Regions from separate parts of the Homo sapiens genome. Here region 2 is linked to region 1. Evidence: chromatin loops called from intact Hi-C (ENCODE). Cell type or tissue: IMR-90. All regions are shown on one strand. Links, peaks and the distances in the headings refer to the core of each region. The heading gives the core; the rest is flanking DNA. Region 1 has its middle 11 kb from the start of LINC01355. Region 2 overlaps HTR1D (5-hydroxytryptamine receptor 1D).

The links. A loop is a pair of places that touch in the nucleus more often than their neighbours do. Peaks named below come from ENCODE experiments on the same cell type or tissue, not always from the same donor. Only the 100,000 strongest peaks of a DNase experiment are listed, where the experiment ranks them.
Region 2: it touches region 1 in a loop (2.9-fold over the local background); 7 of 110 quality-filtered maps call a loop at or near these places.

Annotation. Positions count from the first base shown.
Region 1 is chr1:23,270,108-23,278,441 of GRCh38, reverse strand. No RefSeq gene overlaps it. Among named protein-coding and RNA genes, the nearest start is that of LINC01355, 11 kb to the left of the region's middle. In IMR-90, for the core only: no CTCF peak of the experiment used is centred there; a DNase peak (open chromatin) is centred at 4,821; H3K27ac peaks cover 135 bases.
Region 2 is chr1:23,195,296-23,203,629 of GRCh38, reverse strand. The region is part of intron 1 of HTR1D (5-hydroxytryptamine receptor 1D); the gene reads left to right. Among named protein-coding and RNA genes, the nearest start is that of HTR1D, 18 kb to the left of the region's middle. In IMR-90, for the core only: a CTCF peak has its summit at 5,209; DNase peaks (open chromatin) are centred at 1,139, 5,069 and 6,549; H3K27ac peaks cover 984 bases.

The sequences.
Region 1 (8,334 bases), core at 175-8,174:
TAAAACTTAGCAGCTTAAAACAAACATTTATTATCCTCTACAATTACTCTGGGTGAAGAATCCAAGAGTCACTTAGCTGAGTGATTCTGACTCTTAAGAGGTTGCAGGCTGGGTGCGGTGGCTAACACCTGTAATCCCAGCACTTTGGGAGGCCAAGGTAGGAGAATCGCTTGAGCTCAGGAGTTCAAGACCAGCCTGGGCAACAATAGTGAGACCTCGTCTCTACAAAAAAATTTAAAAATTAGCCAGGCATGGTGGCACACACTTGTAGTCCCAGCTGCTCGGGAGGCTGAGGTGGGAGGACTGCTTGAGCCCAGCAGATCGACAGGTTGAGGCTTCAGTGAGCTGTGGTTGTGCCACTGCATTCCAGCCTGGGTGACAGAGGAAGACCATGTCTTTTTTTTTTTTTTTTTAAAAAGTAATCTGAAGGCTTGACTAGGGTTGCAGGATTTGCTTTCAAGGTGGCTCACGTGCATGACTACACCTCACTTCCTAGGCAAGTGGACTTCTGCATATACTGAATATTCTCATGTAGCTGGCTTCCCCCACAAAGTGAATAGGAAGACTCCATTTCCACAGTATCTCATTGACCACACAGGTCAACCCTCTTCAGTATGGGAGGAGACTACCCAGGGCTAGAATACCATGAAGTGAGAATCATCAGGGCCACCTTGGAGGCTGGCTGCCAAAACTTAGGATGAATTTGAGGCTACTTTCCTATTAAGTGTATAAAGCTGACCTTTGACATGCAAACTTAGTAATACCTATTTATGATTCCTGATACACTTTAATACTCTATAGTGATTTCTTCAGAAGCATTTTGACCTAAATGTAAATATATCATTCACTATGCATACATTTTTCTAAAAGGGAGTTTAATATCTACACCAGGATGAATTGTAGTATGTTTTAACATATGTAAGGTGCTCAGTACTTGCTCAACTAAAGCCAGGTGTGGTCATGCACACCAGTGGCACTTGGAAGCTGAGGCAGAAGGATTGCTTGAGCCTGGGAGCTTGAGGCTGTAGTGTGCAATGTTCATGCCTCTGAATAGCCATTGCCCTTCAGCCTGAGCAACATAGTGAGACTGTTTTTTTTTTTTTTTTGAGATGGAGTCTCGCTTTGTTGTCCAGGCTGGAGTGCAGTGGCGCGATCTTGGCTCACTGCAACCTCCGTCTCCCAGGTTCAAGCAATTCTCATGCCTCAGCCTCCTGAGTAGCTGGGACCACAGGCATGCACCACCACGACCAGCTAATTTTTGTATTTTTAGTAGAGACAGGGTTTCACCATGTTGGCCAGGCTGGTCTCAAACTCCTGACCTCAGGTGATCTGCCCACCTCGGCCTCCCAAAGTGCTGGATTACAGGCGTGAGCCACCGTACCCAGCCAATAATGCATTTTTTAAAAGATATTTTTGTTCCAATATTAATAAATAAAAATGTTTATGAACTTAAAAGAGAAGTAAGAGGTGAAATCAGAAAGGTAGTGAAATCAGGTCTGTAGGACCTTAAAACCTGCTGCGAGGATTTTTGAGACAAATGGGAAGGCAGTGGAGGATTTTGAGCTAAAATATTACTTTTTCACTTCACTGTAGCCACAGTGGCTTCCTTACTGCTCCTTGAAACTCTGGGCAACTTCTACCCCAGGGTCTCTGCACTGGCTGTTCCCTCTGCCTGGAGAGCCTTTAGGCAGAGTATCTGCACAGCTCACTCCCTCACCTCCAAGCCTATACTCAAAGGCCTTCTCCACAAGAAGGCCCTATTTGAGATTGCAGCCCAGCCCGACCTCCCTTGCCCTTGCACTTATCATCATCTGCTCTGCTGCTTCTCCAGCACTTATCATTTTTTATCCTACAGTATATAATTTACTTATTAATTACATTTATTGTTGTCTCTCTCTCTCTGCTAGATATAAACTCCACAAGTGCAGGGATCAACACCTAGAGTGTATCTGGTACATAGAAGTTTCCCACACACTTGCTAAAAGAATGACTTAAAGGAATAAGTTTTGGTTATATGGAAAATTAAATTTACTAACTTTTTCTCATCATGCATAAATGGTTATTGAAGATTTAGGATCTTGAAGAATTTCTTAATTATTTCAGAGAGCTACGGTTATGTTTCTTAGAGAGTGTTTACCAAACCAAGAAAGTAGACTCATAGTTTAGGAATATTTTTAGCACTGTGGGGTGAAATTAAAAGTTTCTGGTTGGCCGGGCACAGTGGCTCAAGCTTGTAATCCCAGCACTTTGGGAGGCTGAGGAGGGCGGATCACGAGGTCAGGAGATCCAGACCATCCTGGCTAACACGGTGAAACCCCGTCTCTACTAAAAATACAAAAAATTAGCCGGGCGTGGTGGCAGGTGCCTGTGGTCCCAGCTACTCGGGAGGCTGAGGCAGGAGAATGGCATGAACCCGGGAGGCAGAGCTTGCAGTGAGCAGAGATCGTGCCACTGCACTCCAGCCTGGGTGACAGAGCAAGACTCTGTCTAAAAAAAAAAAAAAGTTTCTGGTCAACCATTTTTGTTATAATTTATTTTTATATAATTTCAAACTTATGGAAAAGTTGCAAGAATGATACAAGGAACTTCCTATACCCTCTACCCAGATTCACCAATTGTCTACATTATTTATCATTTCCTCTGTGTGTGTGTGTGTGTGTGTGTGTGCATGTGCTTGTGTGTTCCTAAAACTTCTGAGTAAATTGGAAACATTGTGTACCTGTACCCATAAATATTTCAAGTGTGTCTTTTAAAAGTGAGGACGTTATCTTACAGTTGTCAATATCAGAAAATCGAACATTGATACAATAGAATTATCTAATCCATAGCCCCCCCACCTTTTTGTTTTTTGTTTTTTTTTGAGACAGTTTCACTCTTGTTGCCCAAGCTGGAGTGCAATGGCACAACCTCCCATAGCCCATTTTCTTTCCTGGTCTTGCTCTATTGCCCAGGCTGGAGTGCAGTGGGGTGATCATAGATCACTGCAGCCTCCACCTCTTGGGCTCAAACGATCCTCCCACCTCAGCCCCCCAAGTAGCTGGGACCTCAGGCACGCGCCTCCACGCCCAGCAAATTTTTAATTTTATGTAGAGATGCCATCTCACTTTGTTGCCCAGGCTGGTTTTGATCTCCTGGCCTCAAGCGATCTGCCCACCTTAGCCTCTGAAAGTGTTGGGATTACAGGTGTGAGCCACCACATCCAGCTCATTGCCCATTTTCAAATTTCATCCACTGTCCCAGTAATGTCATTTATAGCAATTTTTTCCCAATCTTGCATCGAAGTCAGGATCATACACTGCTCTTAGTCTCCTTTAATCTGAAATCATCTTTCAGCCTTTCTTTGTGTTTTTGTTTGTTTCTTTGTTTTGAGATGGAGTCTGGCTCTGTCCTCCAGGCTGGAGTGCAGAGGCCCCATCTCAGCTCACTGCAACCTCTGCCTCGAAGGTTCAAGCAATCCTGCCGCCTCAGTAGAGATGGGGTTTTGCTATGCTGCCCAGGCTGGTCTCGAACTCTTGGCCTCAAGTGATCTGTCCGACTCGGCCTTCCAAAGTGCTGGGATTCCAGGCGTGAGTCACCACACCCGGCCAATTAGTGAGGATATTCTTTGAGACTATGTTCCTCATTAAACTTGCACCTACTGGTTTTAACATCATTCCTTTTGTATTTATTAGCTGTCAATCTACTGTAAGGAAGAGCTTTCCCTTCTCCCCATTCACTTATGTCAGTATGGACTCATGGACTTGTATTTTATTCTGTGGTTTGTAATCCATTGCTATTGTTAATTATTTTGATGCCAATTGTCCTAGATTTCTGGTCATCCCTTTGCCTCAAAAACAAGTTTACATGAACCATATAGTCTCCAAGTTGGGTTTTCAAAGAGGTAATGGGTCCAAATTGAAAAGGTAGAATTTAGGTTACTGGAAGGTAGAAATAACTAGTAGGAAAATCACTTTGGGCAATTTTCAATAACAAAAACACCCTATATACTGAAATGTGTTAAAATAACAAGAAAAATAGCACAGCCACTCAGCAGTGAATTTCAGTGTAAGGAATGAGGATAGGCGTATCCTTATTAGAAAAAAGAAGGAAAAATGCTGCTTGAGCTGCTGAGTTGTTTCAGCCCTGGAGCTGAGGGCGGGGCAATGCATGAAGGTAGTGGGAGAAATGATGGCTAATCATAAAATCAAAATGTCAGCCTAAGATACCATTTTAAAATATTTCATTCCAGGCTGGGCGCGGTGGCTCAAGCCTGTAATCCCAGCACTTTGGGAGGCTGAAGCAGGAGGGTTGCTTGAGTCCAGGAGTTTGAGACCACCCGGCAACATAGCAAAACTTCGTCTCTACAAAAATTTTTTGAAAATTAGATGGATGTAATGGTATGTGCCTGTAGTCCTAGCTACTCGGGAGGCTGAGGCAGGAGGATTGCCTGAGCCCAGTTCGAGGTTATAGTGAGCTATGATTACGCCACTGCACTCCAGCCTGGATGACAGAATCAACACTCTGTGTCTAAAAAATGAATATGTAAGTAAAAATAAAAATATCTCATTCTCATAGGCCCATCTCCTCCTCCTCTTCCAGAAACTCTTACTGGGTCTTTGCTGAATGGCAGTATAGTTATTTGCATAGGTTTGTTATAAATGTCCTTTTCACCAGACTATAATTGGAAAAATTGGCTTTGCAACCAAGGCCTTGCCTTGTCATATTTGAAAATGTTGCTTATTTAATCAAGTATGACCAGTCTTTCTGAGGAAACACATTTGGCTTTCATGGAGCCAGCACTTTCAAAGCCCTCTCAGAAAAATGGTCCTGGGGCACAGCTTACAGATGAGTAAGGAAGGCCACTTCTTGGCAGGCGCCCAAATCTTAGATATTTGCTCAAGTAAACAGGAATTCAGCAAAACGTAAAGTCCAGTCTGAGATTCCTTCTGAAAATTTCCAGCAATTTTTTTTTTTTTTTAAGACAGAGTCTTGCTCTGTTGCCCAGGCCGGAGTGCAGTGGTGTGATCTCAACTTGCTGCAACCTCCGCCTCCTGGGTTCAAGCTCTTCTCCTGCCTCAGCCTCCCGAGTAGCTGAGATTACAGGCATGAGCCACCACACCCGGCTAATTTTTGTATTTTTAGTAGAGATGGGGTTTCACCATATTGGCCAGGCTGGTCTCAAACTCCTGACCTCGTGATACACCTGCCTCGGCCTTCCAAAGTGTTGGGATTACAGGCTTGAGCCACAGCGTCTGGCCACCATCTTTTTTTTTTTTTTTTTTTGAGATGGGGTCTGACTGTGTCGCCCATGCTGGAGTGTGGTGGTGCGATCTCGGCTCACTGCAACCTCCGCCTCCCAGGTCCAAGAAATTCTCCTGCCTCAGCCTCCCAAGTAGCTGGGATTACAGGCACCTGCCACCACGCCTGGCTAATTTTTGTATTTATATAGAGACAGGGTTTTGCCACGTTGGCCAGGTTGGTCTTCTGACGTCAGGTGATTCACCTGCCTCAGCCTCCGAAAATGCTGGGATTACAGGCGTGAGCCACCGTGCCTGGCCCATTTCCAGCAAATTTTTAAGGTCTGTGTGATAAATTAATGTTCTTGTTGCACCTATGTATATAATCAGGTCAGACCTAATAAGACCAGCCTTATTTTGTGATCAGAAACATCATTTTTCAAGATTTTTTTTATCACAAGGGGTGTATTAATTTCCTATTGCTGCTGTCATAAATTATCACAAACTCAGTGACTTAACACAAATTTATTATCCTATAGTTCTGGAGATCAGATGTCCAAAATAGCAAGGAATTAATAACCAGAATATATTAAGAAGCTCAGACAACTCAATAGGAAAAAAATCTAATAATCCAATTTAAAAATGGACAAAAGATCTGAGTAGACATTTCTGAAAAGAAGTTGTACAAATGGCCAACAGATACACGAAAAGGTGCTCAACATCACTGACCATCAGAGAAATGCAAATCAAAACTACTAGGAGATATCATCTCACCCCAGTTAAAATGGCTTTTATCCAAAAGACAGGGAATAACTTGTGCTGGTGAGGATGTGGAGAAAGGGAAACCTCACGCACTCTTGGTGGAAATATAAATTAGTACGACCACTATGAAGAACAGTTTGGAGGTTCTTCAAAAAACTAAAAATACAGCTACCATATGATCCAGCAGTCTCACTGCTAGGTATATGCCCAAAAGAAAGGAAATCAAGACTGGGCGCAGTGGCTCATGCCTGTAATCCCAGCACTTTGGGAGGCTGAGAGGGGCGGATCACGAGGTCCGGAGAGCGAGACCATCCTGGCTAACACGGTGAAACCCCGTCTCTACTAAAAATACAAAAAATTAGCCAGGCGTGGTGGCATACGCCTGTAGTCCCAGCTACTTGGGAGGCTGAGGCAGGAGAATCAGTTGAACCTGGGAGGCGGAGGTTGCAGTGAGCTGAGATCGAGCCACTGCACTCCAGCCTGGAGACACAGCGCGACTCTGTCTCAAAAAAAAAAAAGAAAAAGAAAAAGAAAAGAAAAGAAAGGAAATCAATATATCAAAGAGGTAGCTATACTTCCATGTTAGCACTATCCACAGTAGCCAAGATTTAGAAGCAACCTAAGTGTCCATCAACAGATGAATGGATAAATAAAGTATGGTACATACACACAATGAAGTACTATTTGTCCATAAAAAGAATGAGATCCTGTCATTTACAACAACAGGGATGGAACTGGAGGTCATTATGTTAAGTGATAGAAGCCAGGCACAGAAAAACAAACTTCACATGTTATTATTTATTTCTGGGAGCTAAAAAAAATTAATTGAACTCCCAGAGGCTGGGAAGGGTAATGGGGAGGATGATAAATGGGGATGGTAAATGGGTATAAAAATGTAGTTAGAATGAATAAGATCTAGTATTTGACAACACAACAGGGTGACTACAGCCAACAATAATTTATTGTACATTTAAAAATAACTGAAAGATTTAAATTCAGGTGGATATAACAAGAAAGAAAGAAAAAATAATAATTGAAAGATAATAATTGGATTGTTTGTAATACAAAGAAAGGACAAATGCTTGAGATATTGGATACCCCATTTACCCTGGTGTTATTATTATTATTATTGAGGCGGAATTTTGCTCTTCTTGCCCAGACTGGGGTGCAATGGGCCGATCTCGGCTCACTGCAACCTCTGCCTCCCGGGTTCAAGTGATTCTCCTGCCTCAGCCTCCCAAGTAGCTGGGACTACAGGCGCACACCACCACACCCGGCTAATTTTTGTATTTTTAGTAGAGTTGGGGTGTCACCATGTTTGTCAGGCTGGTCTTGAACTCCTGATCTCAGATGATTCACCCACCGCAGCTTCCCAAAGTGCTGAGATTACAGGTGTGAACCACCATGCCTGGCCCACCCTGATGTCATTATTATGCTCCATATGTCTGTATTGAAATATTTCATGTACACTGTAAATATATATACCTACTAGGTACCCACAAAAAATTTTTTAAGTTCAAAAAAAAAAGGGGGGGCCGGGCATGGTGGCTTACACCTGTAATCCCAGCACTTTGGGAGGTCGAGGCTGGTGGATCACAAGGTCAGGAGTTCAAGACCAGCCTGGCCAAGATAATGAAACCCCATCTCTACTAAAAATACAAAAAATTAGCCGGGCGTGGTGACACGTGCCTGTAATCCCACCTGTTGGGGAGGCTGAGGAGAGAATTGCTTAAACCTGGGAGGCGGAGGTTGCAGTGAATCCAGATTGTGCCACTGCACTGCAGCCTGGGTGACAGAGTGAGGCTCCGTCTCAAAAAAATAATAAATAAAAAATTAAAAAGCCCAAAATGGCTCTCCCTGGGCTAAAATCAAGGTGTCAGAAGGATTTTCCTTCCAGAGGCTCCAGGGGAGAGGCCATTTCCTTGTCGTTTCCAGCTTCTAGAGGTGTCCTGCATTCCTTGGCTCATGGTCCCCTTCCAACTTCCAAGCCAGCAATAGATAGTCAAGTCTTTCTCATGATTCTATCCATCTCTCTGTTCTGACTGCTAAGCCTCCCTCTTTCCCATTTAAGCACCCTTTGGATTACATTTGGCTCATTCCACCCAGGGTAACACCTCATCTCAAGGTCATCTGGTGAACAACTTGAATTATCTCCTGCCATGTAACGTACTAGGTTGGTGCAAAAGTAATTTCGGTTTTTGCCCCTCCCCCTTTATTTTTAATTGCAGAAATTGCAATTACTTTTGCACCAACCTAATAACATATTCACAGATTCCAGGGTTAAGATACAGGCATCTTTGGCCAGGTGCGGTGGCTCACGGCTGTAATCCCAGCACTTTGGGAGGCCAAGGCGGGC
Region 2 (8,334 bases), core at 280-8,279, 75 kb after region 1:
GCTAGAGTGCAGTGGTACCATCATAGCTCACTGTAACCTCAAACTCTTGGGCTCAAGCAGTTCTCCCACCTCAGCCTCCCAAGTAGCTAAGACTACAGATGCATGCCACCATGCCTGGCTAATTGTTAAATATTTTGGAGAGATGAGGTCTCGCTATGTTGCTCATGCTGGTCTCAAACTCCTGGCCTCAAGTGATCTCACTTCATCCTCCCAAAGCACTGGGATTACAGGCGTGAGCCACCATGCCCTGCTCATTTTCCAGATTTTATGATTAGAGAAACTGAGGTGCAAGACTGATTTGCTTACACCTCAAGACAGTGATTAGATTTTAAAACTGGCACTCAGATACAGGTAGAAAGAGAGAGCATGAGATGGGGGAGATGCATACACGTACACACACACCCATACCCATGTTAAAACTTTCCAGATTTGGCCGGGCGCGGTGGCTGATGCCTGTAATCCCAGCACTTTGGGAAGCCGAGGTGGGGGATCACCTGAGGTCAGTAGTTCGAGACCAGCCTGGCCAACATTGTGAAACCCCATCCCTACTAAAAATAAAAAAATTAGCCAGGCGTGGTGGCCGGCTACTCCGGAGGCTGAGACAGGAGAATCGCCTGAACCTGGGAGGCGGAGGTAGCATTGAGCCGAGATTGCCCCACTGCACACCAGCCTTGGTGACAGAGTGAGACTCTGTCTCAAAAAAAAAAGAAGAAAGAAACTTTCCAGATTCTTCCCACATGTATTCTATCCAATCCTCATTATATCTCTGGGAGGTAGACTTGATACCCTGATTTTTGCAGAGGAGAAAACTGAGGCTGTAGGAGGTCCCATGCAGGAGAGAGAATGAGATGAAATAACACCTGTGGGTGCATTTTGTAAAATATAAAGCCCTGTCCTGATTTGTGCAGAGTGATTTCTCCATCCAGAGCTCACTCATCTGTGTACACAGCTTCTACAGAAAGAACAGCCACAAATTACTGTGTGGGGGATGTATTCTACTGCAACAAATCTTTTTATCACAGAGCCTTATTTTTTTCTTCCAAAAAGATGAGACTGGCTTCTAAGGACACATTAAACCCATACATCCTTTTTGTTCCTGGCAAGGTTTTATGACTCACTTAGTTAAAGAGCCCTCAGAAAGTGGAGGCAACAGATCTTCCTGCAGGCTGAATGAGCCCTGGATAGGAAGCTTTTGTAAGAGGCCAGCTTTTGCTTTTGTAAGAGGCCAGCTTTTGCTGGCCAGGTGCGGTGGCTCATGCATGTAACCCCAGCACTTTGGGAGGCTCAGACGGGCAGATCCCTTGAGGCCAGGAGTACGAAACCAGCCTGGCCAACATGGTGAAACCCCCTACTAAAAATAGAAAAATTAGTCGGTTGTGGTGGTGCATGCCTGTAATCTCAGCTACACAGGAGGCTGAGGCAGGAGAATAGGTTGAACCTGGGAGGCAAAGGTTGCAGTGAGCTGAGATTGGGTCACTACACTCCAGCCTGGGCAACAGAGTGAGACTCTGTCTCAAAAAACAAACAAACAAACAAAACAACAACAACAACAACAAAAAACCACGAAAAATAAAACAAAAATTAAAAAAACACCTGCTGTGTGCCAGCCACTGTGCTAGGCATGTTCTCCCTACTTCATTGAAGCCGCATCACAATTCTGGGTGAAAGATGTCATTATCCCAATTTACAGATGAGGAAGAAGGGCCCAGGAGGTGAAAGGACTTGGACCCCACAGTAGGGATTGGTTGGTGGGAAGGAACCAAAAGTCCCCTGTCTTGGCTGGGCACAGTGGCTCAGCCTCTAATCCCAGCACTTTGGGAGGCTGAGGCAGGAGGATCACTTGAGCCCAGGAGTTCCATACCAGCCTGGGCAACACAGGAAGACCCCATCTCTACAAAAAAATATTGAAAATTTGCTGGGCATGGTGGCTTGTGTCTGTAGTCCCAGCTACTTGGAGGGCTGAGGTGGAAGGATCACTTGAACCTGGGAGATCGAGGCTGCAGTGAGAGCCATGATCATGCCACTGCACTCCAACCTGGACAACAGAGGAAGTCCCTGCCTCTTAAAATGAAAAAGAAGAAGAAGAAAGTTCCTTGTCTTACTACCATTTCTCAGAGGCTGCTGTGTCCGTGTAAACTGGCTCAGCTGGGAAAACATGAGTTGGTACAAATGAGGTTTCCTGGATAGAAGGTCGCTCATGGACATACAGGGATGGGAAGGAGTATTCCCTGGCCTGGAAGCCTCCTTCATTCTCCTCTCCCAGGACAGGTGGTTCCTCTCCCTCAGCTTCTTTCTCTGCTCCATTCTCCTGCCCCTCTCTACAGACCTGCTTTTTGTTTACCTTTGGCTTTTCTATTCCCCCAAAACCTTCCTTGGCTTTGGTAAAGGCTGCAGCCTGACTCCAGCCTCAGGACCCTTGGCCTGCAGATTTATCTTCCCCCATCTTCTATCCAGCCCAGCTCCCCATGGTCTCCATTCTAAATTCCCAAGAGAGAATCTGATTGGCTCATTTTGGGTCACATGTCCACCCTGGTCCAATCAGCTGTGATCAAAAGTGGTCTCTGGAACAGGCTGGGATTGGGTCATAAGTCTGTCTGTCTGCTTTTCTCTTTCCACCCCTCTTCAGAGATGCCAGAGCTGGGAGAGGCATGGTGTGGCTGGAGTCCATGTGATCTGGACTTCAGGGGAGATGCTGTGGCCTGGAGGTGGAGGTGGGGGCCGAGAAAGGTCCTTGCTTCTGCTGCTGCTGTCATGGCCCCTGGGAAAATGGGTGGGCAGGGAGGAAGCTCCTTGGTATGTCTGGGTTTCTGACAATGGCAGACATCTCTCACCAAAACGGGCAGTGATACTTTGTTTCTGGTGAGGGAAGTGATGTTGTTGCCTGGAGACCTGAATTTGGTTGGATGCACCATAGAGAACCAGAGAAGTCACATTTGTGGTCACCATTTTATTACAAGGCCAGGCACGGTGGCTCAGGTCTATAATCCCAACAGTTTGGGAGGCCAAGGTGAAAGGATCACTTGAGGCCAGGAATTTGAGACCAGCCTGGGCGACACAGGGAGACCCTATCCATAAATAAATAAATAAATAAACAAACAAAAAGAAACCATTGACTATATTGAGCGTTTGGTTTCCATGATATTGACAGTTCTCCCCAAACTCCTGTGAGATTTGGATTATCATCTCCATCACTGAGGCTGTGCAGGCTCAGAGAGGTGAAGTGATTTGCCCAGTGGCCACAGCAAGAAAGCGAAGCAGTAGGAATTGGGAGCTGAGAATGCCTGCTCTTAGCCACTGTATTCCTTCTTTGTTAGCATCATGACAATTGTTCAGGACTCCACTGTTTACAACACAACACATACATGATCTTGCTGGCGCTACTCAATACTCCTTTCGGACAGCAGAGCCAGGCTTTTGTTCCCATTTCACCAAGGAAGTAACTAAGGGTCAAAGAGACTGTGCTTTGCCCATGGTTACCCAGCTGGTCAGTGGCAGAGCTGGGACCAGAGTGCAGATCTTCTGCACTAAAAATTATCAATAGGTATTAATGTATCAATATATTATTGCTGGTGATAGGGTTCTTTTTCATAATATACAAAATAGATTGAGAAAAATTACATATACTACCGAGCACGGTGGCTCATGCCTGTAATCCCAGCACTTTGGGAGGCTGAGGTGGGCAGATCACCTGAGGTCAGGAACTCAACACCAGCCTGGCCAACATGGTGAAACCCCATCTTTACTAAAAATACAAAGATTAGCCAGGCATGGTGGTACGTGCTTGTAGTCCCAGCTACTCAGGAGGCTGAGGTGGGAGGATCACTTGAACCCGGAAGGCGGAGGCTGCAGTGAGCGAAGATTTGCATCACTGCATTCCAGGCTGGGTGACAGAGGAAGACTCCTTCCCCGCCAAGAAAAAGAAAGAAAGAAAGAAAAATCACAAATACATCATTCCCTACAAAGCAGTACAAACACACACACACGAATAACAATTAATATTAATGTACTCACCACCTACTTAAAAAATACAACATCAGGCTGGGCATGGTGGCTGATGCCTATAATCCCAACTTTGGGAGGCCAAGTTGGGAGGATCACTTGAGCCCAGAAGTTCAAGGCTGCAGTGAGCTATGACTGTGCCACTATATCTGGGTGACAGAGCAAGACCCTCTCTCTAAAAAAAAAAAAAAAAAAAAAAAAAAAAAAAAAAAAAAGACCACACATGGCGGCTCACACCTGTAATCCCAGCACTTTAGAAGGCCAAGGTGGGAGAATTGCTTGAGTCCAGGAGTTTGAAGACAAGCCTGGACAACATAGGGAGACCCCACCTCTACAAAAAAATTTAAAAATCACTTGGGAGTGGTAGTGTGTATCTGTGGTCCCAGCTACTCAGGAGGCTGAGGTGGGAGGATCACTTAAGCCCAGGAGGTCAAGACTGCAGTGAGCTGTGATCATGCCCCTGCACTCCAGCCTAGGTGACAGAGTGAGACCCTTTCTCAAAAAGGCCCGGCATGGTGGCTCACGCCTATAATCCCAGCACTTTGGGAGGCCAAGGCAGGCTGGCCAACATGGCGAAACCCCATCTCTACTAAAAAAAAATACAAAAATTAGCCGGGCATGGTGGTACACACCTGTAATCCCAGCTACTTGGGATGCTGAGGCAGGAGAATCGCTTAAACCTGGGAGGTGGAGGTTGCAGTGAGCCGAGATCGTGAAAAGAACATAATTGAAACTTTTAAAACCCTTTATGATTATATTCCTTCTTCCTTTTCCCTCCAGGAGTAACCACTATCCTGAATTTTATATTTATAATTTCTTTGCTTTTCCTTATGGTTTTGCCACATATATTTATCTCCCTAACAGTTTGTTTCTTCTTGCGTGTTTTTGACTTTGGCACTCTGCCTTGTTTGTGACAATCACCATTTTGGTATGTGTAGCTGTGGTTTACTCTGTTTTGCTTCTCTGTAGCCCTCCATCATAGGAATACGCCATATGCTACCATTCTGCTGTTGATGGACGTTTGGTTGTTTTTAGTTGTTTGCTATTTCATGCTACTAGGACCATTCTTGTTGCTGTCTTCTAGTGAACACAGAAGAGTTTCTCTGCCATGCATACCCAGCAGCGGAATTGCTGAATCATGAGGTAGTCATCACATCTTTAGTTTTATGAAATAATACCACATTGTTTGCTTATGAAGTTTCTCCAATTTTTACTCTACTAGTGGTAGAAAATTGCTCTACACTTTTTTTTTTTTTTTTTTTTTTGAGACGGAGTCTCGCTCCATCACCCAGGCTGGAGTGCAGTGGCGCGATCTCGGCTCACTGCAAGCTCCGCCTCCTGGGTTCACGCCATTCTCCTGCCTCAGCCTCCCGAGTAGCTGGGACTACAGGCGCCCACCACTGTGCCCGGCTAATTTTTTTTTTTTTGTATTTTTAGTAGAGACGGGGTTTCACCGTGGTCTTGATCTCCTGACCTCATGATCCTCCTGCCTTGGCCTCCCAAAGTGCTGGGATTACAGGCGTGAGCCATTGCGCCCGGCCCACACTTTTTTTTTTTTTTTAAGAGACAGGATCTCACTGTGCTGCCCAGGCTGATCTTGAACTCCTGGGCTCAAGCAGTCCTCCTGCCTCAGTCTCCCAAGCTCCACACTCTTATTAACTGACATGACATGATCAGATTTAAAATGTTGTACTTTTCTACTAGGTGAAAATGGTATCTTCTTGTCATTTTAATTTTTCTTTCTTTTTTCTTTTGTTTAAAATAGATAGTCTTGCTATGTTGCCCAGGCTGGTCTTGAACTCCTGGGCCCAAGTGATCCTCCCACCTGGGCCTCCCAAAGTGTTGGGATTACTGGCATACGCCACCACACCCAGCCTTCATTGTCATTTTAATTTTTTTTTTTTTTTTTTAGGTAGAGTCTTGCTCTGTCGCCCAGGCTGGAGTGCAATGGTGCAATCTTGGCTCACTGCAACCTCTGCCTCACGGATTCGAGTGATTCTCCTGCCTCAGCCTCCCGAGTAGCTGGGTGCCCACCACCATGCCCAGCTAATTTTTGCATTTTAGTAGAGATGGGGTTTCACCATGTTGGCCAGGCTGGTCTCGACCTCCTGACCTCAGGTGATCCACACGCCTCAGCCTCCCAAAGTGCTGGGATTACAGGTGTGAGCCACCACGCCTGGCCTGTATTTTTTATTTTATTATTTGAAGTGTGACGGGAAAGAGACAGTTGCTTATAGAGCTACAGTCCATGTCTCCAAAGGTAGCTAGATTATGAGAAATTCTCCTACCTTTGTTCACAATGGGGAAGGATAGCAGGCAGGAGGGGAGATAGCCTCTCAATTGTGTTACTTCTTGCAAAGCTACAGCCTAGCCTTCCTAACCAAGTCTGTCTGCTCCTGTCCCTGTGTCCCTGTCCCTTTTCCCAAGATGTTGCTGAGGGCTGGAGGGCTTACACACACACCAGCCCCTTGAGCCTTTCTGAACCCACGCCTTTCACTGAAATTAGGTCACTGGAATGCTTGGAACTCAAGGAGTGACCGCATGAGTTTGTGGGGCAGGCACACCAGGCTTCCTTGGGAAATGACGCACCTCAGTCACCCAGACTGTCTGCAGGGAAGAAAGTTTCAAACGAGCCAACCAGAGTTCACATTTTCCATATGAACCAAAATGGGAGCAAAACTTCAGCCGGAGGCTTTTGGGGTGGAGCCTGGGGCGAGTGGGGGCAGGAGGGGGTCATCACACCAGCTATACACGCGTGCCTTAAGGCTTTTCATCCTCAACTGAGGCAATGTAGGCAAGGGTAGAAATTTCTTGAGAGCTCTGGACCTGGTTTTTCCACTTCCAGCCAGGTGGCCTTGGGCAGGTGACATCACCTCTCTGAGCATTGGTCGGGTCATTATAAGTTGGGAGCCACGTTGCCCACTTTACAGGTTGGATGACTCTTAGCCCCAAAGCTAGCTCAGTGCCTGAAATATAGCAAGAGCTCTTCAAAAGATATTGTTATAATATCCTTTAAACTGTAATATATGTTTTGGAGTTGGTGGCTTAGGATTGGTTTTCTTAAACTGAGGCTTTCCCCTCTCCTCCAGGCAGATTTTTTTTTAATGAAGCACCCACAAATTTGGGGAGTGGGAGGGAAAATACTGCATTGCAGGTTTAGCTGCTGCTCCTTCTTTTTTTTTTTTTTTGGCAGAGTTTCACTCTGGTTGCCCAGGCTAGAGTATAATGGCACGATCTTGACTCACTGCAACCTCCACCTCCTGGGTTCAAGCAATTCCCCTGCCTCAGCCTCCCGAGTAGCTGGGATTACAGGCATGCACCACCACGCATGGCTAATTTTGTTTTTTTAGTAGAGACGGGGTATCTCCATGTTGGTCAGGCTGGTCTCGAACTCCCGACCTCAGGTGATCCACCCACCTCGGCCTCCCAAAGTGCTGGGATTACAGTCAAGAGCCACCGCACCCAGCTGGTGATTGATTTTTAAAACGTTAAGAAGCTAAAGCCGCTCACACCTGTAATCCCAGCACTTTGGGAGGTCAAGGCTGGAGGATCGCTTAAGTCCAGGAGTTTGAGACCAGCCGTGGCAACATAGCAAGACCCTGCCTCTGTGAAAACAAACAAACAAATAAAAAACAATTAGCTGGGCACGGTGGTGTGCACCTGTAATTCCAGCTACTTGGGAGGCTAAGGTTGGAGGGTCACTTGATCCAGGAGGTCGAGGCTGCAGTGAGCTGTGGTCATGCCACCGCACTCTAGCCTGGGGGACAGAGCTAGATCCTATCTCAAAATGAATAAATAAACAAATGATTTTTAAAATTACTGGTTTATTATATAGGATTCAAATGAACAACCAGAAGAAAAGGTACATAGGACAAGGTCTGAAAAAGCTTCAAGGGGCCAGCCACAGTAGTTCATGCCTGTAATCCCAGCACTTTGGGCGGCCGAGGCAGCGGATCATGAGGTCAGGAGTTTGAGACCAGACTGGCCAACATGGTGAAACCCCATCTCTACTAAAAATACAAAAATTAGTTGGGCGTGATGGCATGTGCCTGTAGTCCCAGCTACTTGGGAGACTGAGGCAGGACAATCGCTTGAACCCAGGAGGCAGAGGTTGCAGTGAGCCGAGATTGCGTCACTGCACTCTAGCCTGGCAACAGAGCGAGACTCTGTCTCAAAAAAAAAAAAATTATTCATGCTCACTATAGGACATTTGGAAAATTCAAATGAGTAGAAAAAGGGCCACCCCCCCCCATACTTTGTAGAGAAATACATTGTAACAATTTGGTTTCTTTCCTGATGGCCTTTATCGTTCCCTGTGTACAGTTTTATTTTGTT